2 separate regions of the Homo sapiens genome follow, and region 1 is linked to region 2. Evidence: read pairs that join two places in POLR2A ChIA-PET (ENCODE). Cell type or tissue: endothelial cell of umbilical vein. All regions are shown on one strand. Each heading gives the region's core, and the rest is flanking DNA. Links, peaks and the distances in the headings are about the cores only. Region 1 overlaps EFEMP1 (EGF containing fibulin extracellular matrix protein 1). Region 2 overlaps MIR217HG (MIR217 host gene).

Evidence for each region. ChIA-PET counts read pairs that join two places held together with the same protein. Peaks named below come from ENCODE experiments on the same cell type or tissue, not always from the same donor. Only the 100,000 strongest peaks of a DNase experiment are listed, where the experiment ranks them.
Region 1: POLR2A ChIA-PET joins it to region 2 with 12 read pairs; 4 of 35 experiments call an interaction of 5 or more read pairs at or near these places.

The regions. Positions count from the first base shown.
Region 1 is chr2:55,912,767-55,921,106 of GRCh38, reverse strand. EFEMP1 (EGF containing fibulin extracellular matrix protein 1) reads left to right here. Exons shown (of 12, transcript NM_001039348.3): 4 at 2,840-2,888; 5 at 3,056-3,442. Among named protein-coding and RNA genes, the nearest start is that of EFEMP1, 6.8 kb to the left of the region's middle. In endothelial cell of umbilical vein, for the core only: no CTCF peak of the experiment used is centred there; DNase peaks (open chromatin) are centred at 2,936, 4,406, 5,226, 5,566 and 2 weaker places; H3K4me3 peaks cover 8,000 bases; H3K27ac peaks cover 6,609 bases.
Region 2 is chr2:55,989,241-55,997,580 of GRCh38, reverse strand. All of the region lies in intron 2 of MIR217HG (MIR217 host gene), which reads left to right. The region is part of intron 3 of LOC105374690 (a long non-coding RNA gene); the gene reads right to left. Among named protein-coding and RNA genes, the nearest start is that of MIR216A, 4.4 kb to the right of the region's middle. In endothelial cell of umbilical vein, for the core only: no CTCF peak of the experiment used is centred there; DNase peaks (open chromatin) are centred at 2,170, 4,910, 6,410, 7,630 and 1 weaker place; H3K4me3 peaks cover 123 bases; H3K27ac peaks cover 6,363 bases.

The DNA of each region.
Region 1 (8,340 bases), core at 56-8,055, 76 kb after region 2:
CATCTCATAAAAGATTTTACTTCTTTTCCAGTTGCTTATCTTCTATGCCCTTCCCTTTGCTAATCACCTAAATCTTCCTCATTTTTACCAGAGAAGGTTCCCTGTGGCTTAAACATGATAGTTTTAAGACCACTAACTAGGGTTCATTATTATTGTAACAAATTTTCCAGATATGTTACCCTTTTGTGCTAAGATTGGGCCTATTCTCCTTTAAATTTTGTATGCCTAATAATTCATGGTTAAAGGACAAGATAATAACTATTTCTGAGTATCCCGCTGTGGAGACACGATCTCCTTTGATCCTTGCGGCAATGTGTAAGGTAAGTGGCATCATCTTCCTTCCACTAATGGTAGAACTGAAGATCAGAGAGAGTGTCTAACTTGCTTAGGGCTACATAGCCAAGTGGTGAAGCTAAACTCAGTCTAGGCTTACTTAATAGTACACTGACATTAAATGTCTAGAAGTAAATACCTAAAACAAATTGCAAGTCTTCTCTATTTACCATACAAATTATTCAAGTGAACTGCCATTTTTGCCTGGCTTGAAAGATACTTTTCAGAAGAATGGGCTCGTATCCACATAATAGCCTCATAGTCCTCTTCCATATTAAAGATGGTGTCCATTCAGCTGTTTACTCAACAACTATCTGCATAAGCAATTCTCATCACTATTAAAAGAATTTGTTTGTTTACTAAGAAAATTCAGTCTCCTCTTGGAGAATTTAGCCTGGGAAGACAGTGTTGAAAACTACAAAGTTCCTAAGCAAGGACAAATGATACTATTATACAGATTATACAAATTGCCAAGGAAATAGAAAAGCAAGGAGGTGATTAATGTTGGTGCCAGCATATTAGAGGAGACAGAACTCTGTGCTGGTTCTTGAAGGAAGTGATGACCTTGGTTGGATTGATCTAGAAAGGCTGAAGAGGCACCTGAGTCAGAGAGTGGCATAATCAAAAGCTAGAGCTGAAAGCACCTGAGACCAATCCAGGTGGTGATAAGGTCAGATCAGCTGGAACTGGGTAGTGGGAAGAACCCAGAGATGGTGATGATGAGAGATCTGCAGGTCACTGTGAGGTCTCAGAGAGAGGAGCAACATAACCAAGAGCACAAGAAAGATCATGGGGTCTGTATGCAGCATGTAGAGATGCGGGGCCTTGCCTACTCATGGGCCAGCAAAAGCCTTTCTTAGTAGACATGGTAGAAATGGACACAAAGTCAGCAGAGATGGAAGGAAAATAAGTGGAGCATTCAGCACTGATGTTAAAGTTGGAATCCTGGGTTTCGAAAAAGGTAGTGGTACCTTTAACACTGTTTGGGAAACAAGAAAAAAATTAGTCTGAGAGACAAAGTGAATTTAGTTCTCGCTCCAGTAAGTTTCAGACATCAGTAAAATATCTAAATGGATCTCTGGGCTTCCATTCAGCTATTTCCTTGTCAAGCATCCATTGTGTACATAAGCAGCTCTCAGTTATATTAAAAGAATTTAAGTTTATTTGTTTGTTTACTCCACTTTTGCTCAATCCTTCCTTGGGCTTCTTCCTTACAGTGACTTTCTCAAATGAGCGTCTGATCAGATTGTTTCCTGAGCTTAAAAATTCTTCAGAGGCCTCTTATCGCCTGTAGCAACATTTCTCAAGAAGTAGTTCCTAGACAACCTGTATGGGAATCGCCTGGGATACTTGCTAAGAATTTAGATTCCAGGCCCCCTACCCAGACCTACAGAATCAAATCCTTTGGGTGGGCCCAGGAATCTTCATTTTAACAAGAACCCTGAATGATCCTTAGACACAATAAAGCTTGAGATTCACTGACCTTCAGGGTAGAATTCAGGCTTCCATTCCTAAAGAAAGGCTTTCTTGTTTTGGCCCTGCCTACCTCTGTAACCTCATCCTCCACCTACCCAGAACTCCTTGCAGCTCCTTCCCTTTTCAAAAATTTTATGCCTTTGTCACAATAGCCTCTCTTCCTAGAATTCCCACATTCACCTGGAAAAATCCTGCTCATCCTGTAAAGCCTGATTTACTGTCACCTCCTCTGTCAAGTCTTCCCTTCTGCCCTGCCATGCTCACCCATGCCCCCGGGCAGAGTCCATTACTCCTTCCTGCATACACTTGTAGAAGGCACCTGCCATCTTGCTGCAACTTGTCTACCTATCTGTCTCCTCTTCTGGTCTTTGAGCTGCTTGAGGACAGGGACAAAGTCTGCATCATCTTTGCATCCCCAGGCCCTAAAACTGCCTGGTTTCAGAAGGTGATCCATAGGCTGTTTGTTCAGTGGGTGAACTAGAGAGGAGATTGAAGCTGGGAACTGCTAGGAGGAACACCTCTGTTCCTTAGGAGCTGAAGCTAGGGAGCAGGTCAGGGTGTGAGATGGAGGTGCTTGAATGCTGTAAGAGGATTTAGAGAGAGAGAGAAGAGTCCAGGGCTGGTTGGGGGTGGGGGCGGGGGAGAGGGCGAGGAAAGAGAGAGAATTTGGTCTTTTTTTTTTTTAACATTTCCAATGTGGGAAAAAAGGCAAATTAATAAAGAGCAGTCAGAGAAGTTGGAGAAGATTAGTCTCAAAACAGAAAAGAAGATGGTACTGGGCAACTGTACCAAAAAGAACAGAAGAGTTTAGGCAGCTGATGGTTGAGAATGGACCCCCGAAGCTGTCCAATGCACAGACTTGTCTTTTGAAAAAAAAGCGATAGAATGTTAAACCACCCATCTCATCATATATCTAGGACTTTAGCACAAGGATTGTTGCCATAAGAATGAAGCTTTTAGAGTGATTTCTTAGGGAATGGACACACCAATTAACTGTCTCCTGGCCCCACCTTTGATGTTTTCTTCACAGCAATGCACTGACGGATATGAGTGGGATCCTGTGAGACAGCAATGCAAAGGTGAGCCAGCTTCAAAGACTTCCATGTGATCATTGCCTTCTGTCTCCATCTCTTGTGTCACTCTTCCTGTCCTGTCTGTGTTATACCAAAAAGGCATGAGCATTATATTTACATGTTTGATTTTTCCCTCTTAGAAGATTCCTGACTTATTTTATTACTGACCACAGATATTGATGAATGTGACATTGTCCCAGACGCTTGTAAAGGTGGAATGAAGTGTGTCAACCACTATGGAGGATACCTCTGCCTTCCGAAAACAGCCCAGATTATTGTCAATAATGAACAGCCTCAGCAGGAAACACAACCAGCAGAAGGAACCTCAGGGGCAACCACCGGGGTTGTAGCTGCCAGCAGCATGGCAACCAGTGGAGTGTTGCCCGGGGGTGGTTTTGTGGCCAGTGCTGCTGCAGTCGCAGGCCCTGAAATGCAGACTGGCCGAAATAACTTTGTCATCCGGCGGAACCCAGCTGACCCTCAGCGCATTCCCTCCAACCCTTCCCACCGTATCCAGTGTGCAGCAGGCTACGAGCAAAGTGAACACAACGTGTGCCAAGGTAGGAATAACTTATTTTCCTAACCATTGAAAGCTTTTGCCCAAGTGCACCTCGTGGTGAGGATGATGATAATTTATTAAGGACTTCTCGCGTGCCAGACATCATGCTAAGTGCTTTGTCTGCATTATATTTAATCATCACAATATTCCTAAAGGGTAGTTGCTGTAGTTGTCATCATTGCTTTACAAATGGGAAACTGTGGCTTAGAAAGTTCATCAGTGGTTCCCAACCCTAGCTGCCCATATTTAGAGTCACTTGGGAACCTTTAAAACTTCTCGATGGCGAAGCTACACCCCAGCCCAGTTAAATCACAGTCTCTGAGGTGGGTTCCAGGCATCGGCTTTTTTTTCAGTTCCTCATGTGCGGCCAAGTTTGAGAACCAGAGGTCACACAGGTGCTAAGTGCAGAGCTGACCTTCCAACCCAGGAAGGCGGGTGCCAAAGTCACAGCTGGCAAAAGTCACCATCAGGTTATTCACTGGGAATTTGAAATTATGCTGTCAAGCTACTCTACAGATGTACCCCTTTGGTTTCTCAAGTTTCTTTTCATCGAACTTGCCACAGACTTATTTTCCTCATTCAGGAGTAAAGAAATGGGGCTCCTGCTTCTCATTACCTTGGAGGGATTCTCCCCCACTCACGTTTATATCTCTTTTAAGCTCTCATTTGACGACGTTTCACTTATATCACTTGCACCATGGCATCATCTGCCTAGGGTTTTCTGTTTATTTTCACAGAGCATACACATCACTGTGTATTCTAGAAACAGCTGTAGGCTCGTATTAGCAAAGTGATAAGAATCTGGGGCTTTGAAGACATGTAGGATATTAGCTAACTGAACTGTGCTATGAGATTGTTTCCCTTTCTTCTTGGCAAACCATTTCAGAGCAGCCTGGTGTGGAGACTGTGTTACTGAAATGGGGCCATAGGAGCCTCCAGACTCCTTTCTCCCTGCCAGAGGCTGATTAGGTAGATCCCATAGTGCAGAACTCCATGTCACCACCACATACGTGTATGGCACACGTGGGCCAATGGAAAGGGTCCAGGAGTTCTTACTTTCTAACTGGTCATGTGTAAGGAAGAGAGCACCTTCCTCCCTTAACACCAAGGGTTTCAATAGAGACCACTGAGCTGCTACATTAAATGAAAGATGCATTTTCTTGTGCCCTGGGATGCTGCCCCTTATTCACCCGTGTTTAGTTTTATCTTCTGTGTAAAAGATACTCGAGTTTAAATGGCTTAAAAATGAAGCAAGGGGCTGGGCACGGTGGCTCACGCCTGTAATCCCAGCACTTTGGGAAGATGAGGCGGGTGGATCACCTGAGGTCGGGAGTTCAAGACCAGCCTGGCCAACATGGCGAAACCCCATCTCTACTAAAAATACAAAAATTCTCTATGAATGGTGGCACATGCCTGTAGTCTCAAATACTAGAGAGGCTGAAGCAGGAGAATTGCTTGAACCTGGGAGGTGAAGGTTGCAGTGAGCCGAGATCATGCTACTGCACTCCAGCCTGGGCAACAGAGTGAGACTCTGTCTCAAAAAAAAAAAAAAAAAAAATGAAGGAAACTTGTCATGCTCTGACTCTTATTTATTTCATATTTTGTTTGTAAGCTTTAAGTACCCCACATCAAGACCTAACCCATGTTGTGATGGTGTCACTTTTCAGAGGGTGCATCGTATTAGCATCTGTTTCGTGTTACTGTCATGAGTCAGAATTCCAGTATTGATGATGAATGCTTCAGCATCTGCTTGATATTCTGATATTGAATTTAAGGATTATGTCAAGGAGATAAAATGATGAGGTTATTCTTATACATGTATTTGGGTTAATACTGATAAAAAAAATCTTGAGTTTATTTAAGATAGACCAACTTTTAATTGTGTTATTTAGTTATATAACTAGACTGGAAAGTTTGGTAGTATTTTTCCCAAAATCAAAAAATTTTGCTGAAAAATTCTTAAGTATCAACTTTTATATACTGAATTATTTTGAATACTTTAGATGTGTACTTTAATGGTACTTGGGAGAAAAAAAAACCAGATAAATGAATGAGTCATTTCCCAAAGTAGTTTGTAGACCGTCATTGACATTTATGGTTGAATTCAAGAACAATGCCCAGAACTAAATGAAGAGGTCCTAGAATAAAATATATTCAAGACTTACAACATGTATTGGTTACGGTAGAAACTGTACTGTGATTAATGAAAATAAAATCCTATTTAACTTTTCTAGAAAATATTTAGACTACCTAACAAAGTAAGTTACGTTTCACATAGTAAAACATTTATAGTTCTTTCTTCTTTGGGAATTTTTTTTAGTTATAAGCAGACTATTAAGTGCCTTGCTTATGGAATATGCTAAATACATACCTGTTGACTGTGTGCACACAGGTTATTTCCAACCCAAATTGATCTGTGTAATTCAGCCAGTTTCTAAAATTTGGGATTGGTGTCTATACCATTGAAAGCAGGGTTAAAAGTTTTTTGGAAGGCTTAGGGCTTAAGTTGGATTTCTTCCCACCTCACAATTTTGCAAAGTGCCCATAAATGTGGATTTACTTAATTGTTGATAAAAGGGGGTTATTTCATATGATAACAACAGGATAATCTGTCTAGGGAATTTGACTAACATAAGTCGAGTCACACTTGTGCCCATTTCTTATTGAGCTAATCAAACATGCAGTCCAGCTTCTTCTAATTGCCTGCAGATGTATGACATTCTCATTCCAGGCCAGCAGCACAAAATAATATTTTATAACCAATGTGGAAGTATGGGGACCTCTGTTTAGAACAATAATGTGCTCTAAGGACCTATATTATTGACATCATCATGGAGTTTGAAGAGTCTTCTGTTTTAATAAAGATCTCCACTCCCTTTTAAATGTTGCATATTTATGCCCAGTAATCCAGACACATTTCCTATGGTCTACTGGATAGAATAAATGAATCTTACAGATGAGTCTTATTTGCATAAAAATTATTTCTTTTTTCTATGTATATTTTTTAGCAGGTATAGTTTATCATTATATAACCTAAAACTCAGGACATTTTAAATGTAAGAACTGAAATCTGTACTGTGTTTCAGTCTTCAAATCAATTGTGCCTTTGAATGCACTATACCAGTCACAGATGGCTTCTAAATAATTTAAATAATACCACTAGATATTTTAAATGTACACTATTTTATAAATATATCCTTTAAATAGCTGTCCATTTAACTGTTTAATGAAAACATGATATGTTTATTCCCCTTCATGTATTTTTGGGGGTGTTTTCAGTTTTGTACAAAAACAAGGAGTTTGAAATACAACATAACATTCAAAGATCAGGTCACAGTGAGCAGGTTTTTTTCAGGTAATTTTTTGCTAAATGAGGATCATGCTGTGGGAGCCAGTAACGCTGGGAGTTTCCCATGACTGACATTATTCTTGGCATCTATAAAATGAAGATCATTTCAGTGTTACATACCTGGGGCCATGTATAGATAGAGTTTTCGAAATTAATTGTTTCCATTAGATATCATCTGCCTCAAAGACAACAGATACTCATCTACACCAAAAAGAAGTTGAATGAATGGGGAATATATTATAATCTGTTGATGGCTCACTTTAGTTTTCTACACCTTTATTGCATAGTCTCTTTCTCCTTTTTTTTTGAGACAGAGTCTCACGCTGTCACCCAGGCTGGAGTGCAGAGGTGCTATCTTGGCTCACTGCAACTTCCACCTTCTGGGTTTAAGCAATTCTTGTGCCTCAGCCTCCCGAGTAGCTGTGACTACAGGCGTGCACCACCACACCCTGCTAATTTTTGTATTTTTAGTAGAGATGGGGTTTCACCATGTTGGCCAGGCTGGTCTCGAGCTCCTGACCTCAGATGATGTGCCCACCTCAGCCTCCCAAAGTGCTGGTGTTACAGGCCTGAGCCACTGTACCTGGCAATAGTCTCTATATAATCTTTCTAAAGGAGATGGAGTTAGAAATCACTAGATGAAGTTGAGAAAGGATTTTTTAAAATCATATATAACTTTCTAAGACTTCCATTCCTGTATTAAAAAAAAAAAGTCATTTGGGAACTGACAAGAAAGAGAAAGCATTGATTGCCCTAATTGAAGAAACTTGTTTGTTTAATTGAACTTTAAAAAAATTAAAACACATGGCATTTTGCATACCTGGTAATTAAGCCACTAATAAACCCTGTCAGGACTTACAGGCATGACTACTAACTTGGTAAAGAAACTGTGCCATCGAGAAATGAACTCAGTACGAATGTCCAATAAAGTTGATTGTAAAACCAAATCGAGTACAGTACCTGGCTTATGTTGTATAAAGTATCATTGAGAAATATGAAAAAAACATACCCTAGGGTTTCCACCATCTCTGTCTACCAGGACTGTCCAGTTTCAAAACCAAAAGCTCCATGTTCCTGGAAATGCCTTTGTCCCAGGCAAATAGGATGGTTGAGCCCCTAGCATACCCACACAGCCAAATCGCCTGCACCTCACAGACAAGAGTGAAGAAGTCCTAACGTTAGAGCCATTTTTTCAGGTTGAGGCATTGCTTGTCCAGTGAGACTATTTTTACAATTTGTTTTGTACTTTCAAAAGACAAACTGCATTGATTTTTAAGTAGTTGGACAGAGTCTTTCTTTGCAGTTGTCGGGATCCCATTTGCCAGTGTGCCAATGAGCAAGTTTCTACATTGTTTTAGATGTTTTATGTGTAGGATGCCTGGACATTAGAACCTGCACACTTAGTTATGTGTCATATGTGTCATACCATGGGAAAGTTAGCAATCTTTTCACATTCCCACCTAGAAAAAATTTCACCACACAGCCAAATTAAATACTATGTTTCACCTATAAATTTTTCAGTTTGCTAAAATTTTTATTTTTTCCAACTT
Region 2 (8,340 bases), core at 158-8,157:
ATGGGCAAGCTTTGAGGATAGCCTAGACTCCTGCTGCTGTTTCTCACCACCACAGTCTTCTCCCATTGCTGTGGAAACTGCAAGAGAGAGGATGCTGGTGGGAGGACTATTTTGCCTCCTAATCGGCCCCTCCTAAGGACACTGGCCATGTATCTTTGATCATTTTCCTTCCTGGGCGCAGCCATGCCTCTTTGCCCTAGCCTTAGTGATACTAAAGACACAACCCTTAATTAAGGCAAGCAAACAGCTTCTCTTGAAGGACTGTGCTAGATGACTCCACATGGTCTTTCTTCCTCTGATGGGGTAACAGGGTTCCCTCTCTTTTCTTTCAAAGGATGTCAGGGTTTTCAATAAATGTGTAACAAAAATACACCAATGCCCAATGGCCTATGCAGAAGTAAAGCTTGGCTACAATGTGCCATCTCTCAAGGACCTGAAATTCCTTTCTGGATACAATCTTGACAGACATTTCAGAAGCTCCACCATTCACAGAAATCAAATCTTTGGATTTGGAAAGGAAAATAGTGGCCACTTATTCCAGCACTCTTATATATTGAGCACTGACTGTATACTGGGCATTTGACATACACAGTCCCATTTAGTCCCCATAACAATGTTATATGAAGTGAGACTATTACTGGTCTCAATTTGCAGATGAAAAAAAGCTGAAACTCCTAGAGGCTTAATAAGGGCCTTGAACCAGGTCTGCTTGACTCCAAAGCCCACAATTTTAACCACTAGCTGATTTTGAGGCCCAAAAATTAAGTGGCTCCAGGACATATAGCTGGTTAGTGGTAAACCTGAAACTACAGTCCAGTTTACTTTCTACCACATGACACTTATCCCTAAATAATTAACTTGAACAGTCTACATTCTAATAAAAGTTCCTGAAAGAGTTACTCAATTTTTCATGTAAGCCAAATGGTTGACTCAAAATCAAAGCTACTAAATTATAACCCATTGGCTAAAGTAGACGCCAAGGAAGAAAGATTTATATAAATTTGACATCTATTTATACTTTAACCTCAGTGGGTAAATGCTAAATGCTGTTGCTGAGAACACAAAAACAACATAAAATGCACATAGTCCTATGAAATAGATGCTTCATCTCTTCCTAATTGTTACTGCCAACCTAAAAATCAAGGCAGAACAAGTAATTAATATATTATTAGCATAACAGGGATCATTTGGGGAGTTCCTAAGACCGAGCTTGAGTTTGCATTCACAAACAGGTAAATGTTACCATATTCATTATTCATCATCAAATGTACATATCATGTCAACTCTGTATCCTGTAAAGTTTCAACTAAAGAATCCATTAAGGATATTATAGTCTATAAAAGTCAGATAACTGTCCTATTTAGCAAATGTCTTTTTATTTTCTTCTTATCATCACCCACCATGGTGGCTGCCATGGAGAACCTTCTTCAGTTCACAAATGACTATCCACTAAAGTACAAGTATGCACATAATGGAATCTGATCTAATATAAGGTGTGGTTAATTGCTATACTAAGTTGTAATATTGACTCCTTGAAGCAAAGGGCGTGGTTTTAACTCACAATTTGTTTTCCTCTGTGATACTTCTGTTCATCTTCTTTCCTCTTTTGAGACAGGGTCTTGCTGTTGACCAAGCTAGAGTGCAGTGATTGATCGTAGCTCACTGCAGCCTCAAAATCCTGAGCTCAAGCAATCCTCCTGCCTCCTAAGTAGCTGGGACTACAAGCGTGTGCCACCACACCCAGCTAACTTGTTAAATTTTTTGTAGAGATGAGGTCTTGCTATGTTGCCCAAGCTTGTCTACAACTCTAGGCCTCAAGTTATCCTCCCATCTTAGCCTCCCAAAGTGCAAGGATTACAGATGTGAGCGACTTACACCCAGCTTTGCTGCTTATTTTCTTTCCTTATTGATATCTGCAAAACCCAGAGCCTGTGTTTGGTTGTGGAGAAGGATAGAGGTAAAGGGCAAATAATTTCAATCCGTGTATAAAACACACCACTAATACACAAAGAATATTGTCTCTCCTGAGGCTCCAAGCAACAACTGCAGAGAACTAAAAGTCATATATCTTTGCACAGATTTTTGCTTTAGGGGGCCAAAGATCACCATGTACTATATAAAAAAGGTAACATCACCATTGTCATTATAAAGAAATATTTACTAAGCACACAATGTGCTTGGGACAGTGCCAAAAGCTGTAATTTCTTGAAGGCTTTAAGCAGCATAGTGCTTTTAAAACAAAAAATGATAAAACAGGGATTCCTCCTTGAACCTCAATTTTTCAGTACCCTGTTGGATTTGGAAGGTGTATAAAATTGTCCCTTATTTCAGGTTTTAGTTATAATTTATGCAGATTTCAATAGATTGCTTTTATAGAATTGGATGGATTTCAAGTGTTTTCTCCAACTCATTTTTCAAACAAGCCACTTTTCTCACTTTATGCATAAAACATCCTAACTGGCCACATTTTACTTTAAATGTCTATGTTAGAAAGACACAAATTTATGTAAGAAACTAAGCATGTGAAAACTCTAAGTAGTAAATATTTATAAAGATGGTAATGTTCCCTTTCTTGACCTGGGTGGTAGTTACGTGGGTGTGTTTACCTTGTGATAATTCATCAAATTGCACACTTATGATTTGAGCATTTTTCTCTAAGTGTATTTACCTCAATATAGTAACTTAAAAGTAAGTATTTATGAAGACTCCTGGCATTCGCTCCCCAAACATATGCAAGCCAATCAGAATAGTTGAGTATGTATTGTCCCTGCCTGAGGGACGTGCATTCTTCAATCTCCATCCTAAAAGATTGTTTTTAGGACCTCAGGCCTTAGGCATCAGGTATTATCCCCTTGGCCTTTTTCCCCTATGGGCTTTCTTCCCTAAACTGAGCCCCTGTCTTCTCTAATTGGTCCTGAATTTCCCTTACTATCTCCAAAGCAGTTGAGAAAATGTTTCATTCATCTTTTTCCTCACAGTACTATGTCTAGCCACCCTTGCTGTTGCCCTATAAAGATCCAGGTGTCCTTTTACAGGTGCTTCCTAGGTGGCTTTCTTAGGGTCCTCTTCAAAAGGAGCTCTTAAAATCAGAGAATGATGCTGCCTCCTGGTATCTGTCTCTTTCAGTCTCCTTTTCTCACTATATTGCTGGAACTCATATTTCTGAAAAATGAGTTCCATGTTGCTTTGTAACTCCATGGAAAGGTATTGCTATTGGTTATTCTCCCATTTTCAGTTTGATTTCTGTAACAGCCTTCCTGAAAGGGTTATTGTCAAGATTAAATGAGATAATCTACATAAAATGCTTAGTAGAAGGCTAAGAACATGGTCATCCCTAATTAAATAGCAGCTTTTGACACTGTTATTAGTACTGTATGGTTCCATGTCAGACATTGTTAGGCATTTTATGTAAATATTTTTATTTAAACTCCCAGCAAGCCTGTGAGATAGATACTGGGATCCTATTTTTTAGTGAGAAAACTGAGATTTTGTAGGGGTTATGCCTTTTTCCTGGGTCACTAGACAGTTAAATTGACAATGGGGATGCATTTGCTTCTAGAATAAACACCTTCTTATAGGATGTGAATCCTGCCAGATTGTGGCATGGCACTCAACTCCTCAAAGAAGCCATTGAGTTCCAGTCAGGCACTGCGAGAATTGCAGAAGAAATCTCAAACTTGGCCCCTGCCTCCAAGAAGCTGACAATGGGTAAGTCTACCCTTTTGCACTCTTGCCCAACATTCTGTCGTGGAGACTTACAGGCTTACAGGCTGCAAGTATCTAATCATCTTCCATGCTTTCATGTTTGTTGCCTTTAGCATCACTTCCATCTTCCCAAACCAAGTATCCTCTTAGAAAACTCTGACAAACAGCCAGGCGTGGTGGCTCACGCCTGTAATCCTAGCACTTTGGGAGGCTGAGGCAGGTGGATTGCCTGAGCTCAGGAGTTCGAAACCAGTCTGGGCAACACGGTGAAACCCTGTCTCTACTAAAAATACAAAAAAATAAGCCAGGCATGGTGGCGGGTGCCTGTAGTCCCAGCTACTCAGGAGGCTGAGGCAGGAGAATTGCTTGAACCCGGGAGGCAGAGGTTGCAGTGAGCCGAGATCGTGCCACTGCACTCCAGACTGGGTGACAGAGCGAGACTCCATCTCCAGAAAAAAAGAAAAAAGAAAACTCTGACGAACTTAGACTGACATTTCTTCTCTGTTGCAAGAATCTTCAGAGATCTGGATTCTAAACACTGTCTCCTAAATATTTCCAGGAAAAACTTTTCTCCTTCTTTTACTGTGGATGTACTCTACCAGAGAAGGTAGGTCCAAGCTGATTCAGCCATTACAACTTCAATTCCATGGAGCAGATCAGTGGCTCATGTCACTGAAGTTAATTATTATTATGTCTCTGGTCTGCAGAAAGAGCACCTCCAAAATTTTCTTTTTTTATGAAAGAGAAGTTGGCATAAGTTTAGTCTTAAGGATTGCAACCCAATTACATATAGGCAGCCCCCAATGACTATTCTAACAGAAACTACTTTATTTCTCTCCAATTACTCATACTATTATCATTATCCAACCTACTAATAATGGCTTTCTCTGAGGACATTACTTATCCGCTTGGGTCACAGGGATGTAGAATGCACCATATCTCTTGAAGTGGAGCTGGCTTCTTTTTAAGGCTTTGCAGAAGCTTGAACTAGAGAAGGATAAAGCCTTTTTATGGGAACCATCCTTTGTATCAGTAATACTTATGTTCTGTTGTTAATTGTGACTACCTATTCAAGAATGTCTCCACCATTCAGAATGTGGAAAACATGCCAGTGGGAAGCTCAGCTCAATGGCAGTTCCGGCTTTGGCTTTGGACTCGACACCCACTTATGCACACTATGACTCAAATTCCCTTCTCGTAATGCCTTATCTCTAGACACCACTCTCCATGAATCCCTTTCCCTGTTCGTAATCACTTCTAATCCTCATGTTCCTCTGTCTGACCTTCTTTTCCCACAAAAATCCAGAAAGTATGCACTTAATAAACAAACAAATCCATTGACAAAGATAGATGTATTCAGGGCAGCTTTACCAAAATTCAAACTGGTATTTAACACAATTCCAGCCAAAATGCTCATTTGTAACTCCAGCCAACTATTTTATTGAAATCAATTTGAAGCCAAACATTTTCCAAATGCCTACAAGGCTGCAAAAATAATAAATAATGTTTGGCTATTTTTCAAACCTTGGAGGATACAGAGTCCCAGTCCCAGAAATAACAAAAAGACAAGGTGAAAGGAAGCAGACTTGAAAAGAGTTATTGCTTGGATAGTGACTCTCAACCAGAAATCAAAGAGCAGAAGTTCATTTAGGGAAACTTCAGGTAGTTATCATAACTGCTAGGAAATTAGGATACAGAAGAGAGTAACATTGAGTGGATTCTCATGGGTCCTCTCATCTACCAGCACTTTTTCAGTTGATTTATATAGATTTTCTACCTTTGTTTTGAGTTAATTTCCAAAAAGTAGGATGCAAAAGATACTCAAATATAACAAAATTAATACTACTTCAGCACTAGCTTGAGTTTGAGTATCCAAAGACCTGAGATGTTTCAGAATTCAAGGCTGAAGTTTGAGGGAGGACATGTCTCAGATGATGGAGAGAAAGAAGAGAAAACTGAATTGCAAATACAGCTTGTATCAACTCTAGATACCATAAGGTTCAGAGGAATCAATAACATCATGTAAACTCAGAAGCCCTTCAACTTAGAGATTGAGACATCTCTTGACCTATATACTAACTACCCTAGTACATTGGTAATAAACCAGTAATTCAAGCAAGATACAGAAATGGATATGAAAAAATTCTAGGAAGGAGGAAAATAACAAAAAAGACACAAGCATAAAAAATGAGTGGGATTTGGATAACATTTGTAAACTCTAGAGGTGGAAGATTTGTAAAACTAACAGAAAAAGTAATTGAGTTAACCAAAGGACATAGGAGTAAAATTAAAACAAAATAAAATTAGCATTTATGGAGAATCTGTGTATCAGATTCTGTACTAGTTAGACATTTTCACAAACACCACATTTAGTTCTTAATCTCATGCACAAGTATTACCAACACAGAAACTGAGGCTCCAAGAAATAAAACAATTTGCCTTAAAGCCCACAGGTAGTTAAGTATTAGAACCAGGAGTCACACCAAGGTCCACTTCACTCCAAAGCTCATGTGCTTCCCGACACCCCACACACCATTCCACAGCCAAGATAGCTGCAGGAAGGGGTAGTCCTCCAGGTTTTCAGAAGATATCCAAATAATTACAGCTTTGAATAAATAACACTAGTCTTCAGGGAAATAGGAAAATTGCCACCATCTGAACAGACCCAATGACCAAACTGAAATTTATTACTCTCAAATACAAATCTATAGAGAGTCTCTAACAGAACTAAGATCACAAATGCATACATTGCGGTGCACCCAAAATATGCATATAGAGACATCTTAGATAATATCCTCAGAATACTTGAACAGAATGTATAGATAGTGTTAGAAACAGCTTACTCCTTGATACTTTGCTACTGTATTTCAGTTTATCTGGCCTGTGGACTATCTATCCACATTAATATAGCTTTGTTGCCAAAACAACTTTGTATCAGTTTCTTCCTTTTTCTTTTTTAAATGCCCATCACAGCAACCCACTAAGGTAGGCAAGGCAGAAACGTATATGTCTTTGCTTCCATTGAGAGCCCACCTCCCTGTGCAGTTGTGGACATGACAACTTAAGATTAATAAAAAGCTGTCTCATCTTCCACATCAGCATATGATGTTCCCATTTATGATCTTTTCTTAATGTTTTCTAGCAGAGGGAAGAAGAACTACATACTCCTGTCACTTCTCTATGGTAACTTTTCACTATTAAACTTTCTAGAGAGAAAGGAAAATCAAATATAAGATTAAGAGAAAAGAAAAAACTGAACGTCATTCATGTTGCTCTGAGAAGCCCTTGTTTTTTGATTAAGATAAAATCTGCTTATTTTTAATCCTGAGCAATTTGACTCCAGAAAATAAACTTAGAACAATATTTAAAAAGTTAAATCCTAATGATGAGACATTCTTATTTTACAAAAGTAGCTTTGTACTTAGGAGTCCATATGAGGCACAAGATTATATTCAATTGTTCTTTCTCAATTGTTTTGTAACTTTATATTTACCTGACTTTTAAAACGAAAAGCCACTTTTCTAACTCTGTAAATTACCACTCTCTTAATTGTGTCAAGTCTCAATTATTAAAGGACAAGTTATGAGCTGAAATCCATAATTCTTTGCTTCAACAAACATTTGATTTAGTTTGACAAAATTTTTTTGAGCACTTATTAAACATCAGATGCTAAACTGAGAATAGTATAGTTGAGGATATAGAGATGAATAAGCACAGTGCCAACACTTGGAAGTTTGCAGTCAATGAAGGAGAAAGCATGTGAGTGAGAAAACACCATTGTGTATTACAGGTGCCAAAAAAGGGAGACTGGGGAGAGAAGGCAGTGTGTGATAGTTTTCAATGTGTGACTGTCACACAAGGGGGTGTGTGTGTGTGTGTGTGTGTGTGTGTGTGTGAAAGAGAGAGAGAGGAGGGAGAGAGAAAGAAGAAATAATTCCAAGTATGGGCAAACACAGCTCATTGGATTCTCAGAACTTGTTAGAGCTGGAGTCTACAATGTAGAGGAAGAAATGGTCTAGTATGAAGTGAAGCTGGAGAAAGGCAGTGGAAAATCTCCACCGAAGTGCAAATCGCAGCCACCAAAACCAGACCTACTGAATCAAAATATAGAGGTAGGTCCTGGGGATCTACATTTGTAACAAGTTTCCTATGTGCTTCTTACACTCACTCAAGTTGAGATGCCATCCACGGCAGATGGTGGGGAAACTCTGAGGGCGTTTCCTCTTCCTTCCGTTCTTAATCATTATTCTTACCATTGATTAGCCCCACCCAGTGGACTGAGGGGCTTAGATCATGGCTCAGTCTCACTTAGCCATGACAGTGATGTGGGCAAGAGGGGAGGACATACCACCATCTATGAAAGGTAATAGCCACCGCTATTGACACATCTGGCCATTTGGTGAGTATACGGTCATTACTTTTTCAACGTAATTGCTGGTTTTCTTGTCTGAGGACAAATTTTAGAGTGTTTGGCTTTGATGTTTCCAAGTTCTCTATAAAGCTTGTTTAAAAAATCATTTTTAGTGATTGGTTTTACATTCACCTGTACTCCTACTTGGCTGTTTCTTACTATATATGGATTAGAGTAAATCCTTTCTAAATGCAAAGATTATACTTTTATGACATTACATGCAA